2 separate regions of the Homo sapiens genome follow, and region 1 is linked to region 2. Evidence: read pairs that join two places in POLR2A ChIA-PET (ENCODE). Cell type or tissue: OCI-LY7. All regions are shown on one strand.

Region 1 (8,000 bases), 110 kb before region 2:
GAATGCAGAGTGACTACTAATGTGTGTAGGATTTTCATTGGGGGAATGGAAAATGTTCTAAAATTGATTGTGGTGATGGTTGTACAACTCTGTAAATATGCTAAAAACCATTGAAATGTACATTTTATTTTTTTTCATTTAGTTCCTAGAGAAAATTGCATATTTTAAAAGGGTGAATTATATGGTATGTGACATAAAGCTTTTTTTAAAAAGTACTGTCAGGAAACTCTGAATACAGAATGGAGATAATTAGCTCTGAGCCTCACGGTACGGTGATCTGGATGGGCTGTTTGTTGGGCTCCCCTGATGTTACCATCTTCAGGTTTTCCCTTGGGTACATTCACCAGCAAAGAGTCTTTCACTCTTCTTCGGATGGTGGGGTTCTATCTGACTATGTTTTGGTACTCGGGAGAAGAAACATGGGAACCTTTGCACTCTACCTTCTGTAGACATAGTGCCTTATCTGTGATATGTTTCCCCCTCATCCACGCTGGATACTGCCAGGCCAAAGACACTCTTACTTTTTTTTTATGGGGAATGCTAAAGATTTACAAAAGTAGGGAGGGCAATACAGTGAATTCCCATGTACCCATCATTCAGGTTCACTAGTTTTCACTTGATGGATATTTTAGTTTGCTTTGTATCCCGCAATCCCCTTCCTCAGATTATTTCAAGCAAATGCTGGATATTTCTGTTTTGTGCTCCCCAGAGACAGGCCTTTGGAGTTTTGTTAATGAGGAGGGGGAATCTAGGTATCTAACTCCTTGAGTAGCCTTCTCTCTTGTGTTCTTTATTCTAGCATCCTATACGCCTGCTCTAGGAGTACAAGGTACTGTCAGTTCCTGTGTTTTTTAAGGATTCTGTGGTTTAAATCAGCTGAATTCCACATTTTCTGAGTATGCTAAGTCAATTACTACTTGTTCATCTGCTTCCCAAGCTTCCAAAATTTGACACCATTGTCTTATCTTCTCTGTACTTATAAGGTTTTTTTTAATAAAAATAAAGCACTTTACTGAATTTTTGTGGGGTTTTTGGAATAAGTGAAATTAGATGCAGTAGTTCAGTGTGACACCTTCTCCAGATTGGCTGCTCTTTTTTTTCTTTTCAATCTTGCCCTATCCTATTGTTAGTCCATTTTTGCATTACTACAAAGAAATACTTGAAGCTGGGAAAATTATAAAGAAAGGAAATCTAACTGGCTCACAGTTTTACAGGCTTTACAGGAAGCATGGTGCTGGCCTCTGCTTCTGGTGAGACCTCAGAAAGCTTACAGTCATGACAGAAGGTGACCGGGAGCCAGAATGTTACATGTGAGAGTGGAAACAAGAGAGAGTGAGGACAGAGGTGCCGTACTCTTAACCAGATCTCACATGAACTACCGGAGCCAGAATTCACTCATCACCAAGGGGATGGTGCTAACCATTCATGATGGATCTATCCCATGATCCAAACACCTCACACTAGGCCACACCTCCAACACTGAGAATTACATTTCAACATGAGATTTGAAGGGGACAGATATCCAAATCATATCACGTATCCTATTCTACTCAGCCCTATGGCCTTATTTTTTTTTATGTATGTGTGTATGTGTATCTATATCTATGTCTTTTTTTTGAGACAGGGTCTTGCTGTGTAGCCTAGGTGGGAGTGCAGTGGCATGATCAGAGGTCACTGTGGCCTCAACCTCCCAGGCTCAAGTGATCCTCCCATCTCAGTCTCCCTTGTAGCTAGGGCTATAGGTACACACCACCACATCTGGCTAATTTTTTAATTTTCTTGAAGAGATGGGGGTCTCACTATGTTTCCTAGGCTGGTCTCAAACTCCTGGGCTCAAGCAATCCTCCCACCTTGGCTTCCCAAAGTGCTGGGATTATAGATGTGAGTCACCATGCCTGGCCTTGTATCTATATCTATATCATCTATCTATATCTGTTTATCTATACCTATGTATATATTTTATTTGCCTGGAAAACTCCTTTTCAATTTTTTAAGAACAAAGAGGAGTTTTTCCTTATTTTAACATGCTTCTCTTTTGACCTTAAGCCCAGGCAAAGGTAAGGAGTCCCAGCTTCTGTGTACTCCCCTCTTATTATAGAAGTGTTTGCTTGCACTTTGCTGCATTACAGTTTATTTACCTATCTGTCCTGGCTTGTGAAGTAACAGCTATACGTTATTTTTCTTTGTATCATGAGCACAGTGCCTCACTCCCAGTAAACATGTTAACTCTCAGACTGGATAATTCAGCATTGTAATTTCAGGAGTGGGGATGAGCTGCAGTGCCCCTTTCCTTCTTGTCTTTTACAAGCACAACTGTTTGGTAAATATAAAGGAGCAAAACATGCCCTGAGGGCTTGTTGTTATGCAATGTTGTTCCCTTTGCTTTCAAGTCTGGTGTTTTTTACACAGTCAGCAGGTTGCAGAGGGAGTGAGGGCAGCTATAACAGTGTAAACATCCTAACAAAGAATGAATGGACTCAGTCAGAGATGTGTTGTTTCCTTCGTTTGATTAAAAGGCTTATGGTCTACACTGTGCTTCACAATGAGAAACTTCTTAGTTCTGCAGCATCTTCCATTGCTTTTTCTCTTCTGATAAAATGTCAGGAGAATTTTAAAAAATTGCTGATTTTGTTGTTAAAAAATCAGATATGAAGGTATTATCAATGTGAAGTCCTGGTAAAATGCAAATGGATAGCTTTGAAAGGGTAACATTTAACCTGTTGTTTCTTAAAGTGTGTTCTCCAAGTTGCTATACATCTTCCTCCAGGGGAAAAGAAATAGGGAACTTACTAGCGTTCAAACAAACTTGGGATGCTCGGTTAAACGGAGTTAAATAGGGTTTCCTACTTCAAGACACCTCAGATCTTGAAAGATGCTATAACTCTCTCCTCCAGGAGGAAAGAAATAGGGAATTAACTAGTAGTCAAACAAACTTGGGATGCTGAGTTCAACACAGTTAAGTAGGGTTCTTTACTTCACGCTTGTTACTGTGCATTGCAGATCTCCTAGAGGGGTACATCGTAGGCAGCATTTTCTAAATTTACTTTTCATCTGAGTAACAGTAGCATTTCAGTGTTGTGTTTTGTGGAACACACACAATTCTGGAAACAGCCTCTTAGCTTAAATCCATCCTTTGTGGTCTTGTTCAAATGCCACTTCCTCTAAGGCTTTTCTGTCTACCCCCAGAGATATACAATGTTTTCCTTCTTTGAATTGTACTGCCTTCACTTGTCTAATTGTCTCCTCACCCTTCCCCTACCCTATAAGAGGTCATACATTTTTTGTACATGTTATATCACTTTCCACTGCATCAGGGACATTGCCTTCCATAAAACTGCTCAAGAAATGTTTGCAGTACTGCATTGGTTCCTTAGTTGAGTCATCCTAGAGTCCAGAGGGCACTGGCAGGGTGGGGAAGCCTGAGGCAGATCTGGAGTTTGAGACCCTCACTATTTTGGCATGTAGATGGGTGGGGAGCTTGCTCGCTGTGTCCTTGCTGGACACAGGGCCAGTGTAAGAAGTTGGTCCTGAAGGGCAGAATTGGAAAGCGAAAAACAAGAGATGCTGACCTTATAAATCAAATGTGCTGAAGGCCTATTGTATGCCTGTGGTAAGCTTTGAATACTTAAACTTAACGCTAACCTTTCAAGTTGGTGATATTCTTCTGATTCTCTAGATGAGAAAATGGGGCATCAGAAAGGCAAAGCAGAAGTAAGTACTGGGGCTGCAAAGATGAATAAAATCCAGTCCTTCCCCAAGAGGCCCCGGGATATGGAGTAGATAGTCTTATAAGTAAATAATTGTGAGCAGTGGGGTAACTGCACGGATTAAACTCTGTCGAGGTATTGTGGGAGAACCAAATAGGAGACTCTGACCTCTGTATGGGAGATGGGAGGGAAGGCATGGCAGGTGGTGAATCCAAGAAAGCTTTCAGAAGGAGAGTGATGCCTGAGCAAGGTGGAATAAGAATGCATGGGCTGAAGCATGGAGGTGAGACGTATCACGGGGAATTCACTGTTACTGGGCTATAAAATGTGAGTTTGGTGAGAATTGAGGCTGGCAAAATTGAGAGGATATTATAAACAGATTGAAGAGTTCTGGACTTGATTTTGAAATGGGAAGCCATTGTAGGGTTTTCAGTAGAAGAGCAATGAGCCAGCACGTGTTTTGGATATGTATTAGCCAAGGTGGAAGTGAATCTGAGCTGGGTAGGACCTGAGGCAGGGCCATCAGCTGGGGCTCTCAGCACTGGTGCAGGGGAGATAGGATGAAGTCTGACCCACGGCAGTAGCACGAGTAGAAGAGAGGAGGAGACTGGTTTGATAAATATTCAGCAGGTAAATCAGCAAGACAGGAGCAGACAAGAGTCAAGTACAACCCTCAGGCTTTGTGCTTGTGCATGCCTCTTCTTCCCTTAACCAACATTTCAAGTCTGCCCTTATCTGAGCGCTGACCTTAAGCAAATCCTATGTGAAATGTAGGTTTATGAACAATTAATTAGGAGACAGTGTTTTATGGGGAGATTGTGACATGAGATTTCTTTAAATACTATTGCTTTCAGAGCATTTATATGTTGTGTATCTCAGAATTCTTATTTTTCTAACTTCAGGAACAAATCTATTGGGTAAAGCAGTGGTTCCCAAGCTAGATTATCACCAGAATCAACTGAGAATATTTTCCCCCAACTATTAGAAAAATTTTAATCATACTGAGAATTTGAAAGAGTAACAAATTGAACACCCAAATACCCACCAACTAAATTAAACAATTGTTAACATTTTGTCTTATTTCTCATGTTTGTGTGTATGTGTATATATACATATATATATATACACATACATACATATGCATATATACATATATGCTGGACCATTTGAAAGTTGCAAATGTTATAACACTTCACCTGAAACTCTCATTTCAGCATGTGTATTCTAAGAATAAAGACATTTGATACAACATAAAATTGTATCTAAAACAAAAAACAAAATGATCATCTGATATCAGGCCATGTTCATATTTCCCCAGTTGTGACCAGGGGGTATTTTTACTTCATTATTATTATTTTTTAAATTGCCCATTACTAATGAAAGAAACATTTTGTAGTATTCTAGATTTCACTTCTGATTCTGGTCAGTTATTCTTTTTTTTATTTAAAAGTTGTCTTTATTTTAAAATTATAAAATAAAGGATACTTATTTAAAAATTCAAGCAATGCAAAAATATCTAATAAAAATACTAAAGTAAAAATTGGAAGACCTTTCTCCATTATTGGAAGTTAATGGAACAGACTTTCTTAATCAGAATATCTAGGGAAGGGATCTAGCAGTTTTATTTTTAAGAAGCTCTTTGGACCAAGTGCGGTGGCTCACACCTGTAATACCAACACTTTGGGAAGCTGAGGCAGGAGGATCACTTGAGGCCAGGAGTTCAAGACCAGCCTGGGCAATATAGTGAGACCATGTCTCCAGAAAAATTTAAAAATTAGCTGAGTGTGGTGGCATGTGCTTGTAGTCCCAGCTACAAGGGAGGCTGAGGTGGGACAATCACCTGAGCCTGGCAGGTCCAGGCTTCACTGGCCATGTGATCGTGCTACTGGATTCCAGCCTGAGCAACAGAGCAAGGCCCTGTTCCCTATCTCTCCCACCCCTTCACCCCCACCCCTAATAAGAAGAAGCTCTTTGGATGAGTTTAATGCAGTTCAACTGGTACCAGCATTTAGGAAACACTGGTCTATTGTCAGGCATACGTACAGCCGTGATTTTCACTTGTGATCAAACCAAGAAGTACTTAATTAAGTGCCTATGATGCATTGAGCTATGTTCTAGGAATGTGGATGATCTAATGAAATACATAAAATATATGATCTGTCTTCAAGAACATCTTGTTGGAGAGATAAAACTGACATTCACAAAGTCATTAGGAGGAAGGGAATTAATATTTATAGAGCACTTCCTATAGGCCAGGTACTGTGACAGATGCTTTACAAAAATATCTCATTTAAATCTCACAACAGCCCTTGAGGTAGTGACATGGGATCTTTGGGGCGTTGCTTTTCTGGCTGGAAACCTGTGGCCGGTGGCGCCTTTGCCCTAGTTTTGCTCAGGCCTTCTGGGCTTGTTCCGCCCACTCGGCCTGGCAGGCTGTGCTCAGCTCATGCTACCGGGCTGGATCCCATGCCTCCAAGGGAGACTGGAGTCAGGCGTGGAGCAGAGAGAGGTGTGTGAGTGAGCATGGAGTCTGGCCTCTGCACAGCCAGACATCCCAGCTGCTGCTGCCGGGCGGGCAGCTCAAGGTGCTTGCATGGGCGCTAGCTCTCTGTGAGGCTGCAGCTGGACCAGGTGCGCCGCAAGCAGCTTTCCCAGCTGGCACTGGGGAATGAGGTGGTGCCTGGAAGCTTGGAGGCACCAGGAACCACAGGGCCCAGAAGAGGGAGTCACAGCCCTGGATCAGGGAGCTCCCAGGTCTGGGCTTCCTGGAGGGCCACAGCTCGTCTCTCCTCTTCACTCATAACCTGGTGAGCAAGGGACATGTTTCAATCCTGTTTGTGTTACAGCAACTCTTTTAGCCTCACCATTCAGTGAGTCTCAAGTTCTTGTCCTATGACCAGGAAGAATGAGGTACACAGACAGGCGGAAGGGTAAGCAAGACAGAGAGGAGCTTTATTGAGCAATACAACAGCTCAGAGAAGACCCGCAGTGAGCAGCTCCTCTCCATGGCCAGGATGTCCTGATGAGTGTTTAACTCCTAGCGGAGAGGATAGCTCCTCTCCGCAGGCAGGTTGTCCCAACAAGTGTTCAGTTCTCAGCAGAGAGGGTAGCTCCTGCTATCAGCAGAGAAGGTAACTCCTCTCTGCAGCTGGTCATCCTGTCATCTGCAGCTCTTGGCAGAGAGGAAGTGGCTCCTCTCTGCGGGCAGGTCATCCCATTGTCTGCAGCTCTCAGCAGAGAGGAGGCCATAAAGTGAGTGGCTCCACTCTACAAGCAGGTTGTCCCATTGTCTGCAGCTCTCAGCAGAGAAGGTAGCTCCTCTCTACAACTGGTTGTCCCATCCTCCCTCTGTTCCGTGGTCTGACTGAGCCCAGGGCTTTTATGGGTCTTAGAGGGGAAGAAGTGCATGCAATTGGTCCATGGGTGGCCATGGGCAGGCTGAAAAAGGCACCACAAATCGCCACCCTGGTTTGTGGGACTCACAGCCCAGCTCCCAGGCTTCAGGCTCCCCTGGCCTGAAGGTGGGGTCTCAACAGGGACTCGCCCCCTTCTGTCCAGGAGCTTGTCTGCCTCCTGCCTCAGTTGTGGCAACAGGCATAACAGGCTGCTCGTGCCAATGGGCAAGTGCAGGCCAGCGCAGAGCCGCCCTCAGCCCCCACCTTGGCTTTTTCCCATGTTTGTTGGTGCCTAAAGTCCGGAGGGGGCTGAGGCAACAGAGTCCTAGCATGAGCACACCCAGCCAGGCTGTGACAGTGCCCGAGCTTGGCCCCAACCCTGCTCTGAGATTAGAGCAGGCATAAGGAGTGGGGGAGAGGCCAGGCAGTGGGAGCAGGCACCTCTGAGCCTGCACAGGCAAGCGGGGGCCTTCCTGGACCCCCAAGAGTACAGGGATACCTGGGTCTGCAGCCGTGGTTTGAGTGGCTGTAGCTGTGCCCGAGAGGGTGGGGCTTCTACCTGCTCCGTGGAGTGGGAGGCCTGGGTCTGCAGCCATGGTTTGTGTAGCTGCAGTGGCACCTGGGTAGCTCCCTCCCCAGTTCAGAAGGGGTGGAGCTCCTGCTTGTCCCTGGCTCTCGCCAGCTCCATGGAACATGCAGTCCTGGCCACGCCTTCCAGCTGTAGCCAGCATGATGGCAGTGGCTGCTCCAGACAGCTCACCACTGTCATCAGTAGGCAGTATTATTCACATTTTCTAGTTAGGGGAACTGAGTCTCAGGGAATGACTTGCCCAAAGTCATTCGGCCTGTAAGAGATGGAACAGAGCCATAATTTTAACCCAAATCTATCTGAATCATT
Region 2 (8,000 bases):
CCTTGAGCCATAGGAAATCTACAGTGTGCATTTGTATTTCCTCTCTCACACTTACAGACTTTACTTTTACCTTTTGGAGACCAGGATTATCCTAGAGAAGCACTTCTGACATGATGGATATATAAAACTTGAATTCTGGAGAGCAAGTACTGAGGCTAGAAGAAATTTTCGTCTTCTGTTCATGTGTTCACACCGTGGTCTGCAAAACAAAATAGCCATTGGGATGACTGGCAAATCTTTCATTGCAGTGCATATTCTTTTCTTAGGAAAACCACTTAACCTCTACTGCAAAGCTAATAGATGTCATTTGTTTCACTTTCAAAGTGAAGGTGGTATCAATGTATTGGAAAATTAATTCTTTTTCTCCTTAAAATATTAATAGGAAGAAAATCACATTTAAAACAGAGTAGTTTAAGAAAATTCTTGTATCCTGTTTCTTAATAAATGCTCTATCCCAGTAATTCAGGAAAGATGTCATTTAGCTTCTTCACACCTTTACAAGAAGATACACAACTTGTGTCTGCCATCAATACAAAGGAAACTACCGGTTGAGCATCTTGAATCTGAAAGTCCAAAACCCAAAATCTGAAATGTTTTGAGTGCCACCATGATGGCACAAATCAAAATTCCACACATAAGTACTTAACACAAACTTTGTTTCATGCACTAAATTATTAAAAGTATTGTGGCCGGGCGTGGTGGCTCATGCCTGTAATCCCAGCACTTTGGGAGGCCGAGGCAGGCGGATCACCTGAGGTAGGGAGTTTGAGACCAGCCTGGCCAACATGGTGAAACCCCATCTCCACTAAATACAAAAAGTAGCTGAGCATGGTGGGGGGTGCCTGTAATCCCAGCTACTCAGGAGGCTGCGGCAGGAGAATTGCTTGAACCTAGGATGCGGAGGTTGCAGTGAGCCGAGATTGCACCATGGCACTTCAGCCTGGGCAACAAGAGCAAAACTCCATCTAAAAAAGAAAAAAAAAAGTATTGTATAAAATTACCTTCAGACTATGTGTATAAGATGTATATAAAACATAAACAAATTTTATGTTTAGACTTGGGTCCCATTCCTGCATCTCATTAATTATGTGCAAATATTCAAAAATCCAAAATTCACAAGACTTCTGGACCCAAACATTTCAGATAAGGTATATTCAATGTGTACATGAACTTACATGAATCTTTTAAAGAACCTAAATTGGTGGAAATTGTTCTTTTTTAGCTGAAATATCACTTTATTAGATTTCAGTGTGCTCATTTGATACATCTTGAAGAGAAAAAAAAGACTTCAGATTTTGTAAACAGAAAAAGCAAAATGTTACATGTCAAATGATAGCTCAAAGTGTTTTAATATCCTTGTATAAAACACATCAGGAAGGCCAAGTGTGGTGGCTTATGTCTGTAATCTCAGCACTTTCAGAGACTGAGGTGGGGGGATTGCTTGAGCCCAGGAGTTCAAGACCAGCCTGGGAAACACAGGGAGACACTGTCTCTACAAAAATATAAGAGAATTAGCTGAGTGTGGTGGCACGTACCTGTAATACCAGCTGCTTGGGAGGCTAAGGCAGGAGGATCAAGGCCATAGTGAGCTATGATGATGCCATGGCACTCCAGCCTGGGTGACAGAGCAAGACCCTATCTCCAAATAAACAAAATCAGAGAAGTCAAATAATAAAATACAGACACACCTCATTTTATTATGCTTCACTTTATTATGCTTCACAGATATTACATTTTTTTTACAAATTGAAGGTTTATAGCAACCCTGTCTCAAGCAAGTCCACTTTTTCAGTGGCATGTGCTCACCTTCCATCTCACATTTTGGTAATTCTCACAATATTTCAAAAGTTTTCATTTTTATTATATCTGATGGTGACTTGTGATCAGTGATGTTTGATGTTACTATTGTAATTGTTTTGGGGTGCCACAAACTGTACCTATATAAGATGAATTTAATCTATAAATGTGTGTCTGACTGCCCCACCATCTCTCTCCCTCTTGTTGGGTCTCCCTATTCTGAGACACAACAATATTGAAATTAGGCCAGTTATTAACCCTACAATGACCTCTAGGTGTTCAGGTGAAAGGAAGAGTCACATATCTCTCACTTTAAAATAAAAGACAGAAACAAAAATTAAGGTTAGTGAGGAAAGCATGTTGATAGCCGAGACAGACCAAAAGTTAGGTTTCTTGTGCTAAATAGCCAAGTTGTGAATGTAAAGGAAATGTTATTGAAGGAAATTAAAAGTGCTACTCCAGTGAACACATAAGTAAGAATGTAAAACAGCCTTTTTGTTGATATGGAGAAAATTTTAGTGGTCTGGATAGAAGATCAAACGAGCCACAACATTCCCTTAAATCGAAGCCTAATCCAGAGTAATACCCTAATGCTCTTCAATTCTATGAAGGCTGAGAGAGTTGAGGAAGCTGCAGAAAAAAATGCTTGAAGCTAGCAGAGGCTGGTTCTTGAAGTTTAGGAAAAGAAGCCACCTCCAAAACATAAAACATAACTTGCTGCAAGGTAAAGCAGCAAGCGCTGATGTAGAAGCTGCAGAAAGTTATCCAAAAGATCTAGTTAAGATAAGTAGATCTTAACTAGTTGATGATGGTGGCTACACTAAACAACAGATTTTAAATGTAGACACAACAGACTTATATGGGAGGAAAATGACATCTAGGACTTTCATAGCTAGAGAAGTCAGTGCCTGGCTTCAAGGCTTCAAAGAACAGGCTAACTCTCTTGTTAGGGGTGAATGCAGCTGGTGTCTTGATACTGACACCAGTGCTCATTTGCCATTCCAAAAATCCTGTGGCCCTTAAGGATTATGCTGAATCTACTCTGCTTGTGCTCTAGAAATGGAAGAAGAAAGCCTGGATGACAGCACATCTGTTTATGGCATGATTTACTGAATATTTTAAGCCCACTGTTGAGACCTACTGCTCAGAAAAAAAGATTCCTTTCAACATATTAATGCTCATTGACAACGCACCTGGTCACCCAAGAGCTCTGATGAGATGCACAAGGAGATTGATATTGTTTTCATACCTGTTAACACATCCATTCTCTACTCATGGATCAATGAGTCACTTTGACTTTCAAGTCTTATTATTTCAGAAACACATTTCCTAAGGCCATAGCTGCCATAGATAATGCTTATTCTGATGGATCTGGGCAAAGTAAGTTGAAAATCTTCTGAAAAGGTTTCACCATGCTAGAAGCTAATAAGAACATTCATGATTTATGGGAGGAAGTCAAAATATCCACACTAATTGGAGTTTGGAAGAAGCTGATTCCAGTCCTCATGGATGACTTTGAGGGGTTCAAGCCTTCAGTGGAGGAAGTGACTGCAGATGTGGTGGAATAGCAAGAGATCTAGAATTAAAAAGTGGAGCCTGAAGATGTGACTCAATTGCTGCAATCTCATGATAAGGCATGAACTTATGACGAGTTGCTTTTTATGGATAAACAAAGAGAGTAGTTTCTTGATACGGAATCTACTCCTGGTGAGGATGCTGTGAACATTGTTGAAATTACAACAAAGAATTTAGAATATTCCATAAGCTTAGTTGATAAGCAGTGGCAGGGTTTGAGAAGATTGACTCCAATTCTGAAAGAAGTTCTACTGTGAGTAAAACGCTATCAAACAGCATTACATGGTACAGAAAAATCTTTTGTGAAAGGAATAATCAATGCAGCAAACTTCAATGTTGTCTTATTTTAAGAAATTGCCACTGCAACCCCAACCTTCAGCAACCACCACCCCAAGCAGTCAGCAACCATCAACACTGAGGCAAGACCCTCCACCACAAAAAATTATGACTCATTGAAGGCTCAGATGATCATTAACATTTTTTAATAATAAAGTGTTTTTTAATTAAGATGTATTTTTTAGACATAATGCTATTGCATACTTAGACTACAGTATAGTGTAAACATTTTATTAATATATGCACTGGGAAACCAAAAAATTTGTGTGACTTGCTTTACTGCAATATTTGCTTTATTGCAGTGGTCAGAAACACAACCCACAATATCTCCAAGGTATGCCTGTAGCAATGTTCTCCTCTTTATACTTTCTTTTTAAAAATTCAGCCTGGGCAACACGGTGAGACCTCATCTCTCCAAAAAACAAAAAAAATTAGTCAGGCGTGGTAGTATGAGCTTGTGGTCCCAGCTACTTGGGAGGCTGAGGTGGGAGGATCACCTGAGCCCAGGAGGTAAAGACTGAAGTGAGCTGTATTCATGGCACTGCACTCCAGCCTGGGTGAAAGAGTGAGACTTGTTCTCAAAAAAAAAAAAAAAAAAAAAAAAAAAGAGAGAGAGAGAGAAAAAATTAAAAGCTTGATCTGTGGCAGGGTGTGGTAGCTCACGCCTATAATCCCAGCACTTTGGGAGGCCGAGGTAGGCACATCATCTGAGGTCAAGAGTTTGAGATCAGTCTCACCAAAATGGTGAAACCCCATCTCTATCAAAAATATACAAAATTAGCCTGGTGTGCACCTGTAATCCCAGCTACTCAGGATACTGAGGCAGAATTGCTTGAACCTGGGAGGCGGAGGTTGCAGTGAGCCGAGATCATGCCACTGCACTCCAGCCTGGGCCACAGAGTGAAACTCTGTCTCAAAAAAAAAAAAAAAAAAAGGTTGGTTTGTTTACTAATTTTTTAAATGGATTAGCATAACATAAAACATATAACATAAAATACATGCCTTACAACAAAGGTCTTTGTAACTGTTTGAGATAAAGCTGTATTAAGAAACTTTCATTTTTAAACACATGGCAAAAACTTTCAATTCTGAAATGGGTGATGCTGTTTTTGACACTGGCATCAGCAAACTGACAAAGTGGAGGTCACTGGTTTTAAAATAATAAAATCTTTTCGGTATAGTACTCTAAAGATGATGACAAACATAGAAATGTGGTGACTATGGAAGGGAGATGTTAAAGTGATACTAATTCTGATAGTCAATCAAAATAACATTTCTATAAAAATAAAATCTTGCCACTCAAGGTAATAAGATGGAAATTTACAGATGAAAGATAAATAATTTAAATAAATCACTAATCTGTATTACTGAAGGGAGCACAGAAAAGAGAACGCTAATCCTAATTTTTTGCTATCCTTGTTGGGACTCTTATATATACATTAGTAAGGTTCTGCCAAAGCCGATTATGTATTCCTAGATTTGGTTGTCACCTTAGGCTACATGGCAATCTCAAAGGACATGGTAGGGTAGGTAATACAGGATACAAAGGAAAGGCAGAAAGAAGGGTCAAAGAAAATTGCCATTGTAAGTGCTAAAACCTCAAATTCCTTGCCATTGCAACTGTCAAAAGACAAAATTACAACAATTTTGTGAAAGATCTTAATTGGCTTTATTTATGATTCTGTCAGATGTGTTTGAATAAAAAAGCAACTCCATCTTGTCTAGAGGCTGGGTAAAATGAAGCTGAGACATACTGGGCTGAATTCCCAGACGGTTAAGGCATTCTAAGTCATAGGATAAGATATGAGGTCGGCACAAAATACAGGTTATAAAGGCCTCGCTGATAAAACAGGTTGCAGTAAAGAAGCCTGCTAAAACCCACCAAAACTAAGATGGTGATGAGAGTGACCTCTGGTTGTCCTCACTGCTACACTGCCACCAGCGCCATGACAGTTTACAAATGCCATGGCAACGTCAGGAAGTTACCCTATATGGTCTAAAAGGGGGAGGCACAAATAATCCACCCCTTGTTTAGCACATCATCAAGAAATAACCATAAAAATGGGCAGCCAGCAGCCCTCGGGGCTGTTCTATGTCTTTTATTCCTTTACTTCCCTAATAAACTTGCTCTCACTTTATGGACTTGCCCTGAATTCTTTCTTGTGCGAGATCAAAGAAGCCTCTCTGGGGGTCTGAATTGGGACTACTTTCCTGTAACAATTCTAGAATCGGGAAATACTTTATTCCATAAAATAGAGTAAGTGACCCAAGGGGCTGAGCAGAGAAGTTCAGTTTTACAGAAAGAGAAGGGCTAAAGAAAGTAGAAACAAAGAACAAAAAGCAGCTTGGTCATTTCAAAGTTACTTTCCTCCTAAAGTGGGAACAGAGGAACAGAAAAATACAGGAATAACTGGTTAACATAAGGCTACTTTTTGTTGTAAGCATCAAAGGCAGAGCGAAGTTCGTTGTTATGACAATTGAAACTGGCACATGTGGGAAATTTGGTTATTTCTCTCTTCTGAGTTCTAGGAAGGTCAGATAACAATGTAGTTTTGATTTGGTGAGGTGGAACTTTAAGTATAAATGACTCTATTTTGATTTTTAGTCTGGTCCACTGGGGCCTAGTGCAGGAGCTTAGTCCAAAACAAAGGCCTCCTATAACTTTTAGTTAACATAACAAATGATGTTATGTCAACAAAGGCATTGTCCTCCACATTCTAAAATCCAATTTAGTGTAGGGTTTAGTATGGAGGTACATCTACCTGTGAGTTAGGGGAGCTAAAAGAGCATAAAGCTCACTCCTGAACATGCTGTCTCTTACCTGCTTAAAATCCTGCTATTTAGAATGAAGCCTCAATATCTCACAATGGTCTGTGCAGCCCTGGGTCATGTAGATCTTGCCAATCCCTGACCTCACTTTGTACCACTCTCCTCCTCAATCACTGTATTTCAAGCCATGCTGGCCTTCTTTCTGCTCCTCAAGCACACCAAACGATTTCCCTTCTCAGGCTTTTGTGCTTACTATTCTCTTTGGCTACGATATTCTTCCCTTAGGTCTTGGAATAGTCGGTTCTTTATTGTCCTTCAATCTGTAACTCTAATGTTATCCCTTCAGAGAGCCCCACTTTAGCTCAAGTAGAATCCTCCTTCCTCTTAGTTTCTATGGCATCACCTGTTTTATCCTTCATGGTACTAACCCTGCTGGATAGTCATCCTATGTATGTCTTTGCTTACTTATTTTTGTTCATCTACCCATCACTAGCCTAAGTTTCATAAAGACGGGGACCTAGTCCACCCTGTTCTCTACTGTAACCCCAGTGCTTAGAACAGTGCTCAGTACACAGTAAGTTCACAATAAATATTTATTGAATGGGGCCAGGTGTGGTGGATCAGGCCTATAATCCCAGCACTTTGGGAGGCCAAGGTGGGAGGATTGCTTGAGCCCACCAGTTTGAGACCAGCATGGGCAACACAGCAAGAACTCATCTCTACAAATAATAAAAAATATTAGCTGGGCATGGTGGTGCATGCTTGTAGTTCCAGCTACTCAGGAGGCTGAGGTGGGAAGGTCACTTGAGTCTGGGAGATTGAGGCTGCAGTGCGCGGTATTGCGCCACTGCACTCCAGCCTGGGCAACAAAGACTAGTCTCAAAACAAAATTTATTGCATGAATGAAGAACTATAAGCAGAATTTTGCAATTCAAGAAAATTTTTACAACAGAGTAGGCAGACGCCATACGATAACCAGAATTTTCTTCCTATTTCATTTGAAGTTCCCCTAAAAAGTCTTTCTTTATTAACAAAGGGAATGGCTTTTCTTTTTTTCTACACCATATACTATTGTACCTCTGTAGTCCTACCATTTGTTTTGTCTATTGTAGTGTATTGTCTATTTGGTTTTATTCTCCCTAATGCCTATTCTCTTAACTTTCTTTTTGCTCTTTATGTGCTAGTAATTTATGCCAAGAGAAACAATCTGAGTTGTGTTCCTTGCTTCCCCACCCCCACAATATGTTTCACATTTCTATGCCTTTGCTTTTTTCCATTCTTCTCTCTAAAATGCTTTCATTCTCTTGGTAATGCTTATTATTCTTTAAGATCCTTCTTAGAAGTCTTCTTTTCTAGGACGTTTTCCCAGAAGTTAAATTACTCTTTAATTCATCACATGCCACATTATATTAAATTTATCTGTTCAATATGGCTTGTTTTTCCTGGACTCAAAGTAAGATCGTAGAAGGACTATCTGTTTATATCTTCAGTGCCAAGCTCAGAAATTGTCAATCTGAACTTCA

What was found. Peaks named below come from ENCODE experiments on the same cell type or tissue, not always from the same donor. Only the 100,000 strongest peaks of a DNase experiment are listed, where the experiment ranks them.
Region 1: POLR2A ChIA-PET joins it to region 2 with 10 read pairs; 7 of 35 experiments call an interaction of 5 or more read pairs at or near these places.

The regions. Positions count from the first base shown.
Region 1 is chr11:83,019,808-83,027,807 of GRCh38, reverse strand. All of the region lies in intron 1 of RAB30 (RAB30, member RAS oncogene family), which reads left to right. Among named protein-coding and RNA genes, the nearest start is that of SNORA70E, 18 kb to the left of the region's middle. In OCI-LY7, no CTCF peak of the experiment used is centred here; a DNase peak (open chromatin) is centred at 4,217; H3K27ac peaks cover 1,451 bases.
Region 2 is chr11:82,906,922-82,914,921 of GRCh38, reverse strand. DDIAS (DNA damage induced apoptosis suppressor) reads right to left here. Exons shown (of 6, transcript NM_145018.4): 2 at 1,536-1,635; 3 at 71-199. The coding sequence starts at 183. Among named protein-coding and RNA genes, the nearest start is that of DDIAS, 9.2 kb to the right of the region's middle. In OCI-LY7, no CTCF peak of the experiment used is centred here; no DNase peak of the experiment used is centred here; H3K4me3 peaks cover 330 bases; H3K27ac peaks cover 1,533 bases.